Linked DNA regions of Homo sapiens: regions 2, 3, 4 and 5 are each linked to region 1. A link is a contact called in ENCODE Hi-C or POLR2A ChIA-PET data. All regions are on one chromosome and are shown on one strand. Each heading gives the region's core, a stretch centred on a gene start or an enhancer-like site at or near the end of the contact. The rest is flanking DNA. Distances are from core to core; before and after follow the strand shown.

Region 1 (2,700 bases), core at 91-2,590:
TGAGCAAGTAACATGGGAAGAGAGGAGGCTGCTTCCACCAGTGGTTTTGGAGGTGGAGCAGATGCTGATGATAATGAAGTCCCAGATGGGAAACGGGGATGGGTGCCGAGGAAAGCTCAAGGACCCTGCAGATGAGGACTCAGACCCACGATACTGGATGAGGCATCCATGTCACCATGGGAGTCAACCAGGGTAGTGGCCTCAGCTGAGGCAGGGGAAAAGCTGGGATCCAAGAGCTCTAGTCTTCTCTTGATAAGCAAGAGAGACCAGGAGGTGAGAGATGGCAGAGGATGAGAGAGGTGATATCAGTGACCAGAAAGAGCCCCTAAAAAGTAACTTCCTTTTCTTTCTGTTAGTTTTAATATAAAATTTCGCTTTAATATTTTTAGACAATTCTTTTTTAAAAAAGTATTTATATCCAAAGGTTCTTACCACACCAACCACAGCCCCAATCTTTTTGCCCTAACCTCAGAATCAGTTAGTTGTCTCCTTTAAAACCTTTCTCTCTCTCACACACCCACACACACACACACGCAAACACACAGGAGAGAGAGAGAGGGAATATATAGTATTGTTTTTGGAGTATGAGTGTGTGCTTCAGAATAAATGGTTTCATACTCTATAAAAAATGAGATTCAAATTTTATAATCCATCAAGTTTTATTGGAACACAGCCATGCTGGATTGCTTGTGCATTGTTTATGGCCGCCTTTGCACTGCCATAAGTCTCCACGGTCACAATATCCACTCACTACCACTTATTGTTGTCTTTCAACAGCGGCATATAAAATCTGTAACACAGTTCATCTCACACCTAATAAAACAGACTCACACAGGCATAAATTTAGAAAACATCCCATGAACATAAACAGGTCCACGCAGGGTCCCAGACACCGAATCGAACTAAGAAACTCCCTCACAGCAAGACACACCCATCTGTTCAATTGCCAGACACTGTTCCAGGCGCTCATACCCAGGTAAACTGGTAGTGTCGCGCAGGTCATTTCCAGCGAACTTACCCCGGATTCCCTTGCTCGCTCACGTCTAAGTCCCCAGACACCCCAGTCCCATCTTCGCCTGTTCTAGACTCCAGAATGCGTTCCTTAGCGAAAGCTGAGAACCTTTTAATTCGCTCTCAGTCAACACCAAAGACCCTCAAGCAAAAGCAAGAGCTCCCGGGCGTCTTCGAAAAAAGCGCCTTTGACAGGTGAAGCCAAGTTGCATGCTGGGAGCATCCCTGCTGTCCAGGTTTCAACTTCCGGAGACTCTGCCGCTGTGGACTACATTTCCCAGAAGTCTCCGGGGCACAGGCCTTTTAGGGGCGGGGCGAGCTTGCCTGCCAGAAGCTCCTCTCCCAGCCTGCGAGCATTTCCAGGCTCTTGTTTCCCATCAGCCTCTGGGTCCAAACTAACCACAGGTCTCTGGGTCCTTTTCCGGTGTCCTTAAGGTTCTTGGACTCTGCATGGTGAGTTGGTCGTGTCTGTAGAAGTAATCAGCCCGGGTGAAGCTGGGAGGGCTCGGCTGGCTTTACTGGGGCCCGACTGGAACCGGCAGTGAGGGTGGGGGTGGCATCGGGGGTGCTGGAGGTGGGGAGGGCTGGGTCACGGACAGAGCGTGTCGTGTCCGGATCCTCAAGCCTGTGTGCACGCGAGCAGCCGAGGGACAGTGTGTCTCAGACGGCGTGGCAGGGACGGGGCGTGTCCCCACGGAGGTGGGTGCAGTTGTGAATGTGTGACGGGCTGACAGGGTGCGTGGCCGTATTTGTAAATGTGATTTGCTTTGACCAAATGCTCTAGGTTCCCTTTAGCCTGTCTTCGGGCCTGCCACAATTAAATGACCGCAAGAAAGAAGTCTATGCTAAGCCCCATAATGAACGTTTCAAGCAAGAAGGATGAGAATTTTAGATCTGGAAGTGTCCGCGGGACAGGATCTTGTCAAGACCTGATGGGGAAGTTCTAGAGGTGGGATTCCTAGAAGAGGGGCCTCTAGGAGCTCTTTGGTGGTGAGCTACATGTTTCAGAGCCATTGCAAGCAGACCTCTGTCCCCAAGAATTGCCCTCAACACAGAGACAGACTCTAGCCTCCCTTTTCATTCCGTTTGGTTTTGTGTGGATGAAGGCAGAAGTGGCCCCAGAGGGTGTTTTGCTCTTCTTTTTCTTTTTTAATTAAGTCTGTGACGCGCTAGAAATGCTGATGTCTCATGTTACTGTTTTTTCCCCCAGTGCTGCCAGGTTGCCAGATTTCTAAGAAGGAGTTTGAAGAGGAGAAAAGGATTTTTGCATGTTTAGAAATCAAGGTTCAGGTGAGGTTTTTTATACATACTTTTTAAATACATACACATACAATTACCTTTGCTTCTAGGTCATGAGAACATTTTCTTTCCTTGGCCTGAAATATCTTGACTGGGTTTTCCCAGTTACATGACCCGCCATGCTGGTACATATTTCCTCCCAGTGGCCCCCTATTGTTCTTCTCCACAATTCTTACCCACCTGTTCATATGGCAAATTGTTCAAATACTTCAGTGCATTATGATGCACTGAAGAGTTATAGAAAGGCACCTCTTGTAGATTGCTATTAGAGCATTATTTTATACTATGATTATTTGAAGAGATTAGTAATTAGGTGGTGTTATATAAACATTATTTTTTATCTTTTCTGTAGTCATAATTAAAATTTTTTTTTAACTTTTTTTAGAGACA
Region 2 (2,700 bases), core at 39-2,538, 6.2 Mb before region 1:
TAAGTGGCAGTCAGGATTCAATTCCACTTAATCTAGGCTCGAAATTCTTAACCACTACACTACACCTCCCTCAGTCGATCCAAGATATACCCAAAATAAACTCATGCTGCCAGACCTCAAACCACATCTGGCTGGTACCAAAAACTTCCACTCATGAATTTCCTGGAAAAAAAGAAATCTCCACTCCTACCCCAGAACCATTAAACATATCTAAACCCTAAAAAACAAATAAAAACAAAGTATGAACATTAATCTCCAGCACGGGTATTTCCATATCATCAAGATCCTTAGAAAAACAGCGCTCACAGAGTAATTGAATTTGCAGCCTACAGTTAACTAACCATGTGTCTAACTATAGAACAGCATGAAGTGGGCACTAACAACGGGAAATCTATTAATTAGGTCCCCTGCCGTTAACTAGGTAGGGAAATCCTAAGGCCCAAATCAATGAATAAATAGATCATTCCTAAGCAGGATTTTAAACGGAAGGAACTCGAATGCATTTCACAGAAACAAAGCAGCAGCACGAACTCACAGGGAACCGGCTTTTAGAAGAGCAGCAGCGATTCGTTTCTCCTTCTCAAGCGCCTTCTCTGGAAACTGGCAGGGCTGGGGAAGCAGGCAGAGTTCAGGACACCCCAGGCTTTTCTTGACTCGATTGGAACCCACCCTCCACGCTTCCCTGGCCCCAACTAACCGCCACCTGCATGCACAAATGGAAACGACAGGGCAGAGGGTCAGCAGTCACCCGCGTCTGGGTTCGCAGCTCCGGGTACGCTGTAGTTCCGCACCCGGTTGCCCACGCCCGGGACCACCCACTGTGTCTTTTCGGAACTGTCCAGCGTGTCCTCCTAGACCCCAGACACCCACCCCAAATCTAGGTCCCAGCGTTTTGCAGGGGACCTTCATCCTGGGGCGTTCACCTCTGACTTCCCTCTTGGGCCTTTTCGCTACGGCCGAGCCTAAGTGGCTGAAGCGCGGACGAGGATGCGCGGGGCCTCGGTCTCCAACTGCACCACAGGCCGCACCCACGAACCTGGTCCGGCACAGTTACTACCGCCCGGGCCTCCAGGCCTCAGGGCTGCAGAAGCTCAGTCCCGGGAAAAAAAGCACACCGGCCTGAGGCTCCACAGGAACCTTTTCTCCACCTTGGCCCGGCCTGCAAAACCTGGCCCACTCCGCGCTCTTTTCCCTCAGAAAAGCAGCGGCCACAGTGGCGCCCGGCTCCCAGCCCCAGCCTCACCCGACTCAGAGGATAGCCCAGCCCTGGGAGTCAGCGGCGCCAGAATACGGGAGAGCGCCTGTCTCCGTCGCGAATGCGCTAGCGCGCGGGGGGGCGGAGGCAAGTCCCGCAGCTGCTCCGGGCCGGGAGGGGCGCGTGGGGCCGGGTCTCGGCGGGGATAGTCGGGCCGGGGAGACGGAGCCAGAGGGGCCGCAGTGTCCCTCGCCTCAGGCCTCTACCTGTAATGGCCGCCCCGTGACTGACCAGTGCCATTAAAGATAATCCAGGCCTGCTCCCCTGTGGACACTGCGGTCCAAAATTTAAAAAAACAATATTCCGCCTTTTTATTTTTCATTTGGTTCTCGGCTCGGAGACAGGCGGAGGCTGCGAGCCCCGCCCCGCCCCCAGCGACGCCTCACCGGAACCTTTGGAAATCGGCTTCTGCCTCGAGTGCGCAAGCGCGCGGGGGGCGAACGCTGGGGCCCTTCAGGGAGCAAGGGAGAAGTGTGGGGCCGCACCTGCCGAGGGGTCGGGAGGTTTGGAGGAGGGTGGAGGTTGGCTACAGGATCCCGATGGGGATGGAGTGTTCAAATCTAGGCCTGTAGCCGTGACCCTGGCGTGAGTTGGATGGAGGAAACCCCAGTATCGCGAGCCTGGACCAAGGCGCGGCGCGTGCTGCCTGTGGTGTTTGCTGAGTGACGGCCGCCGCGCCCCCGCGTACCTGGACCGAGTGCCTGGCCGCTGGCGGAGTAGTGTTTCCGTGCACGGGGCTGCTGCGTGCGCGTGTGCCGTTCTCTAGCGGGGGATTAGGATGGTGCCGCAGAGAAGGCTGCGCGGTGGTGCCTGACTCTGACGCTGGCTGTAGCGGGTCTCTGGGGTCTTTGCGGTTTGTGTCTGCGTTTGTGACGTACCTGACATCGGATCTGTGACTGTGGCTCTGCCTCATCCAGCGTTATTTCCAGAATCCTTCTGATAGGGCAGCGCTTCTGGTTCTGGTTTTCCATGGAGACGGTTTGTGGGTCCCTATGAAACTGAGTGTTGGGATTTTGATTATCTGCATCTGGCCCTTGTGTGCCCTCAGGACTGTGGTGTTAGGCAAGTAAAATAATTGCAGGAAAAAAAATTGGAAAGGAATAAGGTTGCTATTACTTCCAAATGATGGAATTGTAGGACTGTGTCAGAAAATTGAATAGGACACCATGAAACGGGAGGGAGAGGCATTTTATTTTCTTCCATACCTGGTCTTGGAATATTCTAACAAATGAGATTTGTTTTTTCCCCTTTGTTCCTGGATGAACTCTTGGATAAATTCAATGTCTCCAAGCATTCTTGGATAGTAAGTTTCTTTGATCTTTAGTTGAAAGATCAGCCTCATTTTCGTAGCTAAAAATACCTTTAGTAATAAAAATGTTCATTGTAATACTTCATTTAAAATATTTAAAACTTTCTTCTTTCTCCTTGATCTCTTCCAGATATCT
Region 3 (2,700 bases), core at 57-2,556, 7.3 Mb before region 1:
TGCTATAAATTGCTGAAACAGGTACAGAGGGGAAATAGATGGAGGCAGACTGCAGGAAGAAGGAGCCCTTTAGACATAAAGAGCTTGAAGTTCCCTGTAACTTCCAGGTGGACTGCACATTGGGCAATTAGATAATATGGATTAGGAGCTCAGGACAAGCCTCCAGCAGAAACAGACATTTATTAGTCATCTGTATTAGATGAAGCCATGGATGGCAGTGTAATGTTGTTGCTGATAGGAGTACTTAGATGATCAAGGCCAGAAACTTAGAAACACCAATAGTTAGGGGAAAAGCAGAAACTAAGTCCTGTCTTCTTTGTATCTTTTACTTTTTCTGTATATTTCAAAACTATTAACCCTGTTACTTTTTTATTTTATTGAAAAATATGTTAAGAATAAGTGTGACAAGATACTTGAATATGTTGATATGTTAAGAATAAGTGTGACAAGATACTTGAAGATAGGATACTTCTATCTTTGTATACACAAGAAAAGAATTTCCCCTATATTTACAAAAGGCTGGGGAAACCCTGATTAAATTAGGAGTGAGATTGCTGCCCTCACTGACGAACTAGGGAGTTTCTTGACCTCTGCGCTAAAGGCAGGACAAGTAGCTTCCAAATTCTGTGCCGTCTGCGCTATTGGAAACTACCTCTTAAAGATATTCCTTAGTTCAGGGTTTCTCCAAGCAACTGCACCAAAGTTTCTCCAAAGTATTAAGAAAAGTCAATGCCTACTGGGTGTACAGGCACCCAGTAACAAGTTTTTCCGAAATCTTGCCTCTTTAAAAAAATAATGGAAAGGTAATGCTGATTTTGTTTTCTACTCCACAATAGGTCTGCTTTTATATAAAAAATCACCTTTAAAATTACTTATCCGCTCAATTCCTTAGCCTTTTCCGTTTCCTATTTTCCAGAAAACGCATCTTTATTATTTTAGAAATGAGAAAAGTGAGGCTTAGAGGTTACTACCTCACAAAGCCATCCGTCCATCCTCACAAACTTGGAACCAGTTTCTCACTAACTCTGCACCCTCAACACCCCCTCACACTCTCGGTCACCCACCCGCGAACCCACCCGAACTGTACCCCTGCCCCCAGCCACACAAGCTCGGATCACCGCACATCATAGAAGGCGATTCCTCCCCTCCATACTCCCAGCCCCGTCGCAGGCACTGCAAATCCTCCCCTCCAGCGTCCCTGGCCCGTTTCAGTGTCCAGAAACCCAAGTCCCACAGGGCCGAAACCCAACTCACCGGCAGACAAAGACGACCATGGCAAGTCGGAGATTCCGCGCCTGCGCACTCCTTCCGCGGGCAGCGCTCCCAGAGGTCTCCTGGGCTGGGCCAGGCCCCGACTCAGAACCGGACGGAATCGAGAGATCTTGGCCCGTCCTCCGTGCCACTCTTTTGAGGGTAGACTACATTTCCCAGAAGGTTCAGCGGTTTGAGTCAGCTTTTCGCGCGAACTTTTCCTCCGCCAGAGCTTGTGGGACTGTCTCCCTGGCCGGGGCAGGGGTGTAAGGCCTTAGTCTTAGTTTACTCTATCCCTGGGATTGGGTAGTGGTGTAACATCAGCTTAAACACGCTGTGCTGACTTTATGTAACAGCCACGGTGCGATACTAAGCCAGGAACCCCAGGAGACTCTCAGACACGGTTCGGGAATGAGGGTAATCCCTTTGGCTGGGCTCAAGCCGGGCGCCATCTTGCTCATCGCGGGCGTGGCGCTGAACTACATTTCCCAGAAGGCGCCGCGCCCTCGGCCCCTCCCCTCGCGACTCCCGCGGCTCGGGGGAGAGCTGCACGCGACCCAGGTGCTGGCCTCTGAGCGGGTCGGCTCGGAGACTACAGGATCAGGAGGAGGTTGGAGGTGAAGCGTCTGGAATCCGGTGCGGAGGTTGAGACTGAGTATTAAGTCTGTTCAGGCGGAACGCGCCGAGAAGGGCGGTTGTGAAATTGTGTTTTTGTGAATGTATGTCCTAGCACAGTGTGTGTGTGATTGTGATTGTGTGTGACACCTTGTGTACGGATGTGGGGAGGACTCTGCGGGTGTCCCGTGAGTCCCTGTGTTAGGACTGTTATTGTGTGACTGTGTAACGCTGTGTGAGGGTGTGGGTTAGCTGTGACTGTGTGCCCGCGGTGGGTGTGTGATTGTAACTCTGTGACCATATGTTCGTTTGTGTGCAGATATAGGGAGCTTTGTACTTATGTAGTTGTGACTCTGTGTCCTTGTGTGGGAGTATGGAGGGTGGGTGCTTGTGACTTTGTGTACAGTGGTGGGTGTGTGACTGTGAAGCATTGGGTGTGCGTGGAGTTGAGACTGTGTTTGTGTGTCTTTGACCAAATGTCACACATAGTCATATGTGAGAGCAGAAGACAGCTCGGCCCCGTGATAGTAAAGGGGATTTTTCTATGACACTGAGTTTTGAGTTGGAAGCCCCAGTTTCCTCTGATAGCCCTCCCATGGCGGGGGAGGGGAACGCAGAGTAAGCTCTGGCCTTGTCATTTGGGCCCTAGGGGAGGTGTATTGTCTCCCTTCTCATTTCTGTCCTCCAAGAGAGGTTCCCCAGAGGAGAGGAAATAACGGTTGTGATATCTAAAAGCCATGTTTAAGGTGCCTTGAAGTTTTCTCTTTGTTCCTGAAATGCTTTATTTTTCCAGGACCTGATTTTTTTTTTTTTTGAGATGGAGTCTCGCACTGT
Region 4 (2,700 bases), core at 162-2,661, 7.0 Mb before region 1:
CCCTTTCACTATTTATCTTCCCCATATGCATCTATTATGACGGGTTTCTTTTTTAAACTACTTGGAGTACTCATAACTGATTTTGTACTCTAGTTCAGAAGAAATGTCTGAATGTTAAATGTTTACATAAAAAATGCTATTTTATTATATCAGTAATGGAGCTTCCCCCCTTTAAAACTGCTGCACCAGGAAGATACAACCTTGTTATCACAATTTAAAGAGAAAATGAGACTTGGAGGTTCAGATTCCTCCACAGTCATAGTATCAGCTACCCACGCAGTGACCCACATTCAGGTGATTACACACACTCATACACAGATCCATACACGATCTTGCCCCCCCCACCTCCACACACTCAATATGACCTCCCCACGCCCAAAGCTGCACACATCTTGACCTCACTTCTCTCACACACACACCAATCTGACCCGCACGCGGTTTCTTTCACTCAACTACCCAGACACCCCTCATCCCACCAGCACAAGCAGGCCCACCGCGGTCTCACACACACTCGAGCCTTCCTTTGCCCAGTCTCACATGCATGACTGGGATCGCGGATTTGTCCCCTTCCGACTCCCCATGCTGGTTCGGTCCCAGACGCTCAGGTGCCACATTGGGGTGCGCTCTCCCGGCTCCTCCACACGCTACGCAGCTGCCCGCCTCAAGAGCGTCTGCGTGCTTCCAGCGTTAAGTGGAATTCCAAGCAGCCTCCGGGGCACAGTTAGTCTGGTCACTGCGGCCAGACTGCCGCCTCAGGACCCAGAGAACGCAGCACACTTTAGTTGGGCCCATCTATCCCCGGCGAGGCTTGGACTACGTTTCCCAGGAGACCCTGCGGTCCAGTATGTCTCCCGAGGAGGGGCGGAAGCCCGGGAGCCGCCCTCTGAGGCTGGGCGGGGTGAAAGAAAGCTTGCCCCAGAGGACTTAAACAGGCAAGAAGGACTTGGTTAAAGACTATTGCAATAGTCAACTTCCAATACAACAGCAGCTGGAGATTTATAGCTAACGGGCTGGGTGAAGGAGTTAAAGGATGCTAAATTACTAAGAGGAAGTTAAGTATCAAGAGTGGGGGGATTGTTACTAAACTGGCTTAGCTGGATTCTTGCTGAAGTGCTGTTCGCAGGCTATGGAGGAGGCCTGGCCAAGCAAAAAGGGCTCAGAGGAGCCTGACTAAAGCTTGGTCTAGGGACTCCTTGTCAGGTGAGACTCCCGGAAGGCTCCGATGGGCAGCTCACCTCAAAGAGATAGTTTTGTTGGTGCCAGAGTCCGCGCCAGGGGAATCGGGATGGCTGGGCTGTAGCTTTCGGCAACCTGTCGCTTTCTGGACTACACTTCCCAGAAGCCTCTAGGCCCAGGGCACTCTCCCGCGATAACTAGATTGTCTCTTGAGGAGTGGGCGGGATCTTCCCGCGGATTTGGGCAAGCGGCCTTGGGGCTTTGTGAGATAGCTAGGGTCGACTTGTGTGGATTCTAGTAGAACGGAGCTGACCCTATCCGAACAGGCGTAAGTGAGGCGGCTCGGAGCCTGGCGCGACAGGAACTCCCGACCTGTGTGGGCTGCGTGGGGAACAGGCTAAGGAGCGATTGTGAGGAGTGTGTACGGTTGTGACTGGGGGCGTGTGTCTGTGCGACCGTGTATGGAACTGTGAGGGCGGGGAGGAGGACTTTTTGTTTATGTTTGTGCGGGTGTGAGTAGAGTTTAATTGTGACCGGGTTGGGCACTGTGTTTGCGAGTGTGAGGTTCCTGGACCGCGGTTGTGACTGTATGTCCCCTTGGGGTGTGTGTGTGTGTGTTTACTACCATTTGCCGAACTGTGTGTAGTATGCCTTAATTTTGAGGTTTGTGGCTGCTTCCGTGTGTGTGTGTGCGCGCGCGTTGGTGATATTGTTGATGGAGGGTGCGTGTGAATTTGTTGTCATTGTGACCCCAAGGTGTATGTCACTGGGAATTTGAGAGATGCCCACGGACTCTGTGGTTGTGTCCGTGTCTACCCCCGTGGTGTGTATGAGTGTGTGATTGTGTGTTGTGTTTAGGTTTGGGGTGCCTGTGACGTTTATGTCCCTGCGGTGTGAGTGAGTTTGTGTGACTATGTGTCCGTATAGCCAATGTAGGTATGGGGAGTCTTTGTCTTTGTGACTTCAGCCATTGGAGACCCCTGTGAGCTCAGGGACAGGTTCTGCCCAGAACGGCATTGACCCTACCGTTGTCTGTGATGCCCGGATTAAGCAGGATGCCCTAGACTTCTCTGACCTTCCTCTGTAGGTGATGGGCAGTAGGGGCTGAGCAAAGATAACTTCTGACATAGTCAAACCAACTCCCTCTCAGAAGAACCTGATGTTTCCTGACTGCTTTCTCCTTCCTCAGCCCTGCCCTGCTTGGATAGAGGCCTCCGAACAGGAGTAAAGAATGGCTGTTGAACATCCACAAGGCACCTGCAAGGTAGCTTGTCCTGTCCTCTTGTTTAAGAAAAATCCCTTTTTCTTTGTCAGGACATAGTTGCTTTCCTTCTCTTGAAAATTCTTGCCTATGAGATGACCTGATCCCTGGAGTTTCCATTTTGAGAAAATGTGGTGTCTTCAAACCCCACCTCCCACACCTGATTTTCCCTTACTGATTTGTCAGATGGTTTTAATTTTTCTTTTTCTTTTTTTTTTCTTTCTTTCTTTTTTTTTTTTTTTTTTTGAGACAGAATTACAGGC
Region 5 (2,700 bases), core at 11-2,510, 6.7 Mb before region 1:
AAATGCATTGGAGCAATTAGATATAATTTTCCCTCAAAATTTTAAAAACTTTTAAAATGCAACAATATCCACTGCTGGAAAAGCATCTGGGAAAATGAGTTATTTTATAAATTGTTGGTATAAGCTTGAATTGTTATATTTTGAGCTACTTAGTCATATCTATAAAGTATTAAAAATGCACATATGCCGGGCGCAGTGGCTCACGCCTGTAATCCCAGCACTCTGGGAGGCGGAGGCAGGTAGATCACCTGAGGTCAGGAGTTTGAGACCAGCCTGGCCAACATGGTGAATCCCCGTCTCTACTAAAAAATACAAAAAATTAGCTGGGCGTGGTGGCGGGTGCCTCTAATCCCAGCTACTCTGGAGGCTGAGGCAGGAGAATCCGTTGAACCCACTAGGCAGAGGTTGCAGTGAGCTGAGATCGCGCCACTGCACTCCAACTTGGGTGACAGAGCGAGACTCCATCTCAAAAAAAAAAAAAGTGCACATAGTTATTCCTAATAATTTCACATATATAAAGCAGAAAAAGAAGGACAAATGGACAAATAACCTTTCCAGAGTTGAGTACTTTACCTTCCTCTGTAATTAAGCAGACAAAATAATCTGTGAGGAGACAGATATATTTTTTGAATATATGCTTAATTAATATCTATAACAATACAATTAGAGAACATAGTACACTGTTTCTATGTAATAGATGTGACATTCATGAAAACTGACCACGAACTAGGTCATAAAGCAATTTTTCAATTTGACCATTAAACAGACATTACTTTAAAAAGGAACTTCTAAATAACTCATGGATCAAAGAAAAAACCACTTAGATTTGAACAATTTTTAATACAAAGATTCACCAAAACTTGAGAATTTTTATATTAAAGAAGACTGAAAATTAAAAAGCTGAACTTTCAACTCAGGTTAGAAAGCAAGCTGATTACAGTCCTCACCGATCACCATAACTGACCCTACAGGCTCTGTCACTGACCACAGACTCCCATCACTGACCCCCAAACCTCAATCACTCATCCCAAAGAGCTCCATCAATGACCTGAGAAATCCGTCACAATCAACAACGGACGCCACAGAACCCCATCACCGAAGCCTGAAACCGCAATCACTAACTCCACAGGCAACCTCGACACCCCCTATTACTGGCTCCACAGAAACCCCAATCGTGATCAACCAAAATCACCTCAAAGATTTATCGGTATTGGAATATGAAAATACTCCTGACACCAGCGGCAAAAAAGCCTTGGAAGACCACTTCCACTTCCGGTCCGACTTCTAGCACCTCCCCTTTGTAGGCTGTTGATATGGCGCATGCTCTGAATAAACTTGGAAGCCAGTTTCCTCGAACAGTCAACAGGGCGCAGACACAGCGCACAGGTTCCGTAATGTGGCGCTGTCCGGCAGAGAACATGGCCGCGCCCTTATGGTGTTTATTCGCGTGGGCCGCCATTTTGAAAGCATATCCATTCCGTAGAGCAGAGGAATTGGCCGCTGGCAGGGTTTCCTAGAGCGAGGCAGGTATAGTTACATAGGATGCTGGAGTGTGACCCTTGTCTGACTAGGCTTCTATTTCGGAGGAGAAAGTTACTGGAAATGTGGGTCTGGTGCTGTATGTTATATTTAGAAAAGCTAAGTTACCTTTCTGAATACAGGACACTGAGGATAATAATTACCAGGGAATAGAGGAGCCAGGGAAAAATCACCAAGTGAAGGGGATCCTGGGAGAAACCACAGGCAGATGATAGGAGGAATCAGGATAGTACAGTCCATTTTTTACAGACGCCATTCAGGGAAAAGGTGGAAAGGTCACTAGGGGAGTCATCTCTTGAGTGAAACCACCCTGAAAGTCTGAGAGACATCTGAATGAGTAGTAGGCTGCAGGAAGAGTGGTACAACTTTTAATGGGAGAAACCGCCTTGGGAAATAGGGTAGAAGTCCAATAGTATTAATACAATCCTCTCCTGGGAGATACCACCAGAGGAGGGAGGAGAAGTCCGGGCGTCCCCTTCTGAAGGGCTGGGTCGGGTGGGAAGGTGAATAGAGATTTGAATCACCCATTACCCTCCACACTAAATACCTCAAGTGCAACTATAGTAGGCAGCAATAATAACAACACTAATAGTCTTTAGTATGGCCAACGTGTTACTAAAAGCACCTAAAGAAGACTGTTTTTATTTACCTTGAAGTTAAAATATAATTAATAACAATCGCCTTACCATGTCAATGAAGCTTTAAGTGCAGTCTCTGACCCTTAGCTTCTCCTCTGTGGAAATTCTGAAACCTCCTTACTCCCCTTTTTGGAGGGTGTGGATGAGGAGTTGTAAAGATACAATTCCTTTCACTTGGTGAACTCCTAAACATGATTCACAGCTCAGCTTCTGACAGGAAGTTCTACCTGAACAGTGGTGGGAAATTACTACCCAATGTGTTCAGTTCCAGCAGGTGGGAAACTTGTTTTCAGGGAATTGAACCTACACTCTGATGTGGGCATGCTGGATGCCTTCAGGCCAGTTATGTCTGTCTCTGGGACTCGGCTTAAAAATATGTTTAGAGAATTAGACTCTGCTGATCTCAGGTTTTCTTTCTTCTCCGAAAGGACGGTCTAAGGAAACATCTGTGGAAGTCCGTTAGTAAACACACAATTTCTACCAAGGGGCTAAGAATTACTGTTGATTTTGTCAGTAATGCAGC

The links. Hi-C counts contacts between places; a loop is a spot of excess contacts on that map. ChIA-PET counts read pairs that join two places held with the same protein, here RNA polymerase II (POLR2A). Pooled maps may share reads with other maps.
Region 2: a pooled map shows a loop between it and region 1 (6-fold over the local background). The contact joins the promoter of ZFP30 here to the promoter of ZNF283 in region 1. A Hi-C loop is called at or near these places in 3 of 50 pooled maps. POLR2A ChIA-PET finds 5 or more read pairs at or near these places in 2 of 52 experiments (A549 and T-cell).
Region 3: a loop to region 1 is called in a pooled map, with 9 times the contacts of the local background. The contact joins the promoter of ZNF260 here to the promoter of ZNF283 in region 1. A Hi-C loop is called at or near these places in 3 of 50 pooled maps.
Region 4: a loop to region 1 is called in a pooled map, with 11 times the contacts of the local background. The contact joins the promoter of ZNF345 here to the promoter of ZNF283 in region 1. A Hi-C loop is called at or near these places in 4 of 50 pooled maps.
Region 5: a loop to region 1 is called in a pooled map, with 6 times the contacts of the local background. The contact joins the promoter of ZNF585A here to the promoter of ZNF283 in region 1. A Hi-C loop is called at or near these places in 2 of 50 pooled maps.

Annotation. Positions count from the first base shown.
Region 1 is chr19:43,825,981-43,828,680 of GRCh38, forward strand. ZNF283 (zinc finger protein 283) reads left to right here and starts at 1,341. Exons shown (of 7, transcript NM_181845.2): 1 at 1,341-1,464; 2 at 2,222-2,301. RefSeq lists an enhancer at 1,199-1,398.
Region 2 is chr19:37,654,177-37,656,876 of GRCh38, forward strand. ZFP30 (ZFP30 zinc finger protein) reads right to left here and starts at 1,289. Exons shown (of 6, transcript NM_001320669.3): 1 at 1,244-1,289; 2 at 536-703. RefSeq lists a silencer at 1,245-1,434 and enhancers at 1,458-2,445, 1,845-1,894.
Region 3 is chr19:36,526,965-36,529,664 of GRCh38, forward strand. ZNF260 (zinc finger protein 260) reads right to left here and starts at 1,307. Exons shown (of 3, transcript NM_001166037.2): 1 at 1,255-1,307. RefSeq lists enhancers at 604-1,314, 1,055-1,684, 1,315-2,023, 1,835-2,034.
Region 4 is chr19:36,849,465-36,852,164 of GRCh38, forward strand. It overlaps ZNF345 (zinc finger protein 345), which reads left to right and starts at 1,412. Exons shown (of 3, transcript NM_001242472.2): 1 at 1,412-1,504; 2 at 2,366-2,440. It also overlaps a transcript of ZNF790 not described here. RefSeq lists an enhancer at 935-1,174.
Region 5 is chr19:37,171,435-37,174,134 of GRCh38, forward strand. It overlaps ZNF585A (zinc finger protein 585A), which reads right to left and starts at 1,261. Exons shown (of 5, transcript NM_001288800.2): 1 at 1,193-1,261. RefSeq lists enhancers at 1,162-1,351, 1,193-1,487.